2 separate regions of the Homo sapiens genome follow, and region 1 is linked to region 2. Evidence: chromatin loops called from intact Hi-C (ENCODE). Cell type or tissue: A673. All regions are shown on one strand. Links, peaks and the distances in the headings refer to the core of each region. The heading gives the core; the rest is flanking DNA. Region 1 overlaps NOVA1-DT (NOVA1 divergent transcript). Region 2 has its middle 200 kb from the start of NOVA1.

Region 1 (2,928 bases), core at 201-2,700, 330 kb before region 2:
TACAACTGGGGATAGAAATGATGTTGGAGCACTTTGGGAGGACGAAGTGGGTGGATCACTTGAGGCCAGGCGTTTGAGACCATCCTGGGCAACATGGAAAAACCCCATCTCTACTGAAAATACAAAAATTAGCTGGGCATGGTGGCATGTGACTATAGTCCCAGCTACACGGGAGGCTGAGGCACGAGAATTGCTTGGGCCTGGGGGCATAGGTTACAGTGAGCCAAGATTGCACCACTGCACTCCATCCTGATGACAGAGTGAGACCCTGTCTCAAGAAAGAAAGAAGTCTCAAGAAAGAAAGAGAGAGAGAGAGACAGAGAGAGGGAGGGAGGGAGGAAGGAAGGAGGGAGGGAGGGAATGAAGGAAGGAAGGAGAAAGAAAGAAAGGAAAGAAAGAAAGAAAGCAAATAAAGAAAAGAAAGAAAGAAAGAAAGAAAAGAAAGAAAGAAAGAAAGAAAGAGAAAGAAAGAAAGAGGAATGATGTTGGATACTCTACGTGTCTCCTAAAATTACTTCCATAGTTTAAGAAGTACAAACATGGCCATGATAAGGAAACATTCAGTTTTGTTTTTCCGATCAAACTTTGCTTCTAAGTAGAGAGAGACCAAATTAAATCATGGTGTTGGTGAATCATGCCAGTGTTCTTGGAAGGGGGGACTTAGTGTGACTTTCAGATCTAGACTGAACTGTGGTGGGCAAGAAATGGAAAAAGGGATCTAGATCTTAGAGCTTATTCTCTAATTTATTTTTCTTTTCCAGATTGAACTATTTTCTTTTCAACTACCATCGGCTCACACCACACACAAAACACATTTTTATTCAACCCTAAAGTTTGCAGATTCTTTTGAAACAGAGGAATTTAAAACCCATTAATGGTATTTATTTCTCATTCACTCTTCCACTGGTCACCCTGATCTTTAGTTTATTCTGCCTTATGATCTACCCTATACATGACTAATGGTATTATATGATGCTCCTCCAGTACTGTTTTTTATACTATTATTACCCTGGCTCCTTATAATATTATTAGCCAAATGTCCTTACCTTGCCAGCCTTTGAGTATGATATAAATTATATTTTTGTTTAATAATCCCCATCAGAATGTCCCAATTACTTATGTCCCTTCAGAGAGCCTTGTTTCTCTACTCAGTAACATTTCTGCGTGTTTTATTATAGTCTGGAATATTTCAATCTCTCCAGTGTCTCCACCAGGTGGCCCCACTGCCTCCATTACTGCTGCTGACCCTCCTAAGACTAGGCCTCCATTTTTCACAGCTGTCCTCAAGTGGGGGCCATTGCTAGACCACTGCTCTGGCATTGAAGGATTAGTCAGAATCATCCCTAAATGTTTATTGGTTTTCTTCTCAGCACTGGCCTGGCATAAGCTATACACCCATTTTTATTTCCTATGGCTCAGCAGAGATGAAACTATATATTTAAGATACATAGTTTTTACTAAAGATTTGCGTAAAAATGAAGGTAAAGTGCAAACGGGGAACTACTTACAACGACTGCTAGGTGTCACTACTCTCAGAGCACATAGGCTAAGAGGCTTCCTCAGTAATTTTCATCAGGCCTTCTCCCCATCCATTTCCAATGCTGTCAAAATGAGATTAAAAACCAGGTTACTCCTAACCAGTGGGAATACTTTGACTATGCACAGTTCCTAGTCCAGAATAAAACAGTCACAGAATACAACAAGAAACTTATATTTGTTTTCCCCCAACAAGGTGTAACACATATCCTTAGACCTTATTTCCTGTTTCGGGAGACCACCTTAGATAATAGGGAGACGGTGTATTCTTTTCAACCAAAGCCCTTCTACCTGTCACAGAAGTATATTTTAATTTGATTTCAAGAAGATAATTACACTGGAATATAGAACCTAACATCAACAAATTCTGTAATTATTCAGTCTTAAAAATATTGCCAGCTGTGAACATCAACAACTCAAACTGTGTATGGCTATGCCATGAGGAGATCAGTTCCATGACAGTTTTTCCATAGTAGGAGTTTTAGAAATTGCAGATGAAACTACCAGTATGGTTACAATGCATATCAAGAAAGCTATACTTAATTTCCTAGTCTACAACATCTGCACTCAGGTAACTTCAGCCATCCCTAAGACTATTGCTTTTTGTATACATAACTAAAAGGGTCTTGGTAATTGTTCTCGTATCTTTGGAATAGCTTTTACTGGCTGCTATATCCATGAAAAGCAGGTGGAGGGGGAGAATTATTAGTCTCAATGGGCAAATTTTACACTAGAGTATCCATTCCATGATATAACTTCTAAACTTAGCATCTTTAATCTAATCTTCAAGACCATATAAAAGTTTTCGATCACATAATTCATCAATATATAACTATTTCTTTACACTCTGGCTAAAAATCATCTCCATGATTTTTTTCTTACTGATTGCCACATCACTCCTTCTGCCTGGAATCTAAACTTACAAGTTAGATACAAGAATACAAGCCTGTATTCTTCACTTCCTTCAAAGCCAAGTGCAGCCAATGTTTATTGGTTGCCTTCTCAGCGCCAATTTTCCCCTTTCCCCTTCCTATTAGCATCTTGTTTTCATTTGAGATACAGAATCTTCTGAGGAATTTACTTCTCTCTCAAAGCCAGGGATGGGGCATATGCACTCCATACCCACAAGCCACAGTAATTCATTCAGAAATTCTCCCAGGATAACTCAGCCTCTGGAGAGTAAGAAGAGTGTTTGAAGTTTGGAATTCTGTAATCATTATTGTTTCCAGAAGAGAGGTGCCTGAATATGATGCCAACGTGCCGAGGGCAGCAGACACAAAAGCTTACAAACAAATGGAGCCAGATCCTTGATGACATTTTGTATCCCAGGATGAATTCTTTTCAGAAGCCAGATCTACCTTTGAACTTTCTTGTTACAGGAGCTGATGAATT
Region 2 (2,928 bases), core at 190-2,689:
TTGATTTCTCCACTTTTGCACTTCAGCTTTTCCTTACAGCTCTTAGCTATTTCCTGCGAAAAACAAAACAACCACCCACTACCGACAACAATAAAACTACTTAAACTTTCTATATTGGAACTTTGCCTTTGTTTGTTTCTTATCTAACCAAAAGAACTCCTTCAGTGGTCTTTCTCTGCTCTTTTTTACTTTCCATGTTTGAATGTGCTTTATATGTGCTCTTAAGTCCATTGTATAGATGTCTTTTGCTTCATTGTCTCTATCACATATTAGAAGGGTAAAGAGGAAACACTTGTTTTTTTGTCTTTCTATTGTTGTTTTGGACAAGCATTGAGGGACAGTATCTCTCTTCTTCATTCTTAGCCATTTGGTTTCTGTGGCATTCTCACCTCTAATTTTAGATGTCAGCCTTGATTGGCCCATTTCCTCTAACCAAGGGACTGGTTCAAGGATGGGAATGTAATTGTATCAGATTCTACGACTTAATAGAAGATATTTCTAAGAAAGAGGAGCTTCCTCTTCTCTGGGAGTTAAAAATCAGTCTTTCTTTTCTGGTTGGCATGTTGAAGATGTACCATTCAGAACCACCGGGGAAGCACTGTGGCATCCTGCTGGGAGAGAAAGAGCTGCTTTGCCACAGTGTGGAACCTGAGGATAAACCTCCTTTAAGAAACATAAGTGTAGATAGACTAAGAAATTATGCCTTTGCACTATCATTTAAACTGCTGGAGCAAGCTTCCAGTGAAGCCAACCTCTGGCTTTTTCAGTTATGGGAGACAACCAATTCCCTCTATTGTATACATCAACTTGCATTGGGTTCGCTGCCACTGGAAACTACAAGTTTTCTCACTGGTGTATAAACCATGGACTGAATCAACATAAACCTGTATTTGAATTCCGACTACGTTACATTACATTACAACCCAAACAGTCATACAAACTTTCTCTGTCTTGTTTTTTCCATCTAAAAAATGAAGATAACATCCACTTCTCATGTATGTGCAAGTATATATGTGTATGTGTATATATATATATATATGATGTGCATGTGTGCCTATATATATATGATGTGTATGTGTGTGTGTATATATATATATATATATATATATATATATATATATATATATGTCGGTATTCTATGCCACATGTCTGGAAAGAGTTGTGATTCACCAGAGGTAGGTGGCGAGTAGCTATTTGCAAAGCTGAATTATGAATCTCTGATTTAATACACCTTTCTAGAGCTACAGAGTTTTATTTCCATTTGACAAAGATCTGTGGAGCTCTTACCAAGTTGTGACAAGCAGCCATTTTTCCCCACTTCGATGAGCTCATACTGTTGCTAGGCTGTGTCTTGTAAATCAGGAGAAATCATCATATAAATTCTTCTGGAGGGGGAGTTGGATATGTCAGCTAATCTCTGCCACATTAATTTCCAGTGGATCATTTTATACAAATTATATTACTTCCTCCCTGGGGTGGGAGGTGGGGGCAGAATCAATGGGGAGGAAGAGAGGTGGAGAGAAGAAAGGCTAATAGAAAGCTATACTATGTTTTCTTGACTTTCACATATACAGAAGGAATGGAAGGAAACATCTTACTACGACATGGGGCATAGAAATATTTAAATTGAAGACACTCAAGACTTTTATCTAAAATTCAAGAGACCCAACCTTGATTTCTAGACCTTATTGGGAATGCAGCAAACACAAGCATAATCCTCCTATTTCCAAACAGAGAGAAATCTAGTCACTGTTTTTCTGGTGATGGACAAACACCATTGAGTAGAAAGCACTATTAGAAGTGCTAAGGGGCAGATGGCTGATTGCACAATCATCTAGAACCAGGACCTGCTAATGTTTACCATCCTGAGCTGTGAATGAGGACAAGGTGCTGGGGACGTAACTCCAGGTTTATCTGATGGCTTGTCAGCAAATGCTGTAACATTTTCATCACCCAGGCTGACAAGTTGTGCCGAATCAGGAAATAACTTGTTTTGAGGCATGCAGATGTCTCTGCGTGTCTTGTAAACAATCTGGGGGGTGGGGGGAATTGAACAACAAAGGGCAGCTTTGCAGATCACAGCCCAGGATGATTGCTTGACAGGTCTGTGCCAACTCTGCTGGCGATCAAATAAAAACGAGCCGTTCCCCTTCTCTGAGGACTCCGTATTTTTAAAGGGGAATAATAAATGCAAAGCTGTGCAAAGCCTGGCTGGGGGAAATGTGAAATCCATCTCCTATCATTTGCATAACATAATCAGCAGTGCTCTGCTAATCAGGCTGGGGGAGGCAGTTGGAACACGTGTTTCATAGAGAGGTCCTGGAGCACGCCCCAAAGTGCATGCTGCGCCTTCCTGAGCTCTAACCCCTGGGTGACTGACACACTCTTGACACACTCTCCCCTCCCCCAGGACTGAAGACCACTAAAGCTGGCATCCCATTCTCACTGGTTTTTCCACGAGAAGGGAGAACCATATCACAGCAACATCTGCCTGCATTACCTGCGTCTGTCTTTTAAAAGAAACTGGCATTTGCCCAGCTTATAGCTGTGTGCATGGGAACATGACTGAGTAGGAGCAGTCCATACCATTTCTTCCTTTGTGCTTGAATGACCCATATTTCAGGGATGCAGCCCTGGCCATTTCGGAAGGTGTCTGGAGACCGAGGTAATTCATATCATTGTAATTCTACAGCACAAAGTGCCACTGGGTCCACTTTGTATTAATGTTTCCATGGCAATCCGATACTTGACATTTTATTTAAACTATTAATCTAGCATGGCTCACCAGCCAGTGTGAGGAAAGTTGAACCCCAAGATTTCACTTCTGGAATCAATATTAAACCAATAGGTAAGATGCATAATTAACTTTCACGGTTTTAAAAATCCAGCCACAATGGGTGCTAAACACATTACAAAATATAGGCTCAC

What was found. Peaks named below come from ENCODE experiments on the same cell type or tissue, not always from the same donor. Only the 100,000 strongest peaks of a DNase experiment are listed, where the experiment ranks them.
Region 1: a loop joins it to region 2, with 4 times the contacts of the local background. A loop is called at or near these places in 14 of 110 quality-filtered maps.

The regions. Positions count from the first base shown.
Region 1 is chr14:26,729,737-26,732,664 of GRCh38, reverse strand. The region is part of intron 3 of NOVA1-DT (NOVA1 divergent transcript); the gene reads right to left. Among named protein-coding and RNA genes, the nearest start is that of LINC02293, 78 kb to the left of the region's middle. In A673, for the core only: a CTCF peak has its summit at 1,220 (motif pointing right); a DNase peak (open chromatin) is centred at 1,244.
Region 2 is chr14:26,400,730-26,403,657 of GRCh38, reverse strand. No RefSeq gene overlaps it. Among named protein-coding and RNA genes, the nearest start is that of NOVA1, 200 kb to the left of the region's middle. In A673, for the core only: no CTCF peak of the experiment used is centred there; no DNase peak of the experiment used is centred there.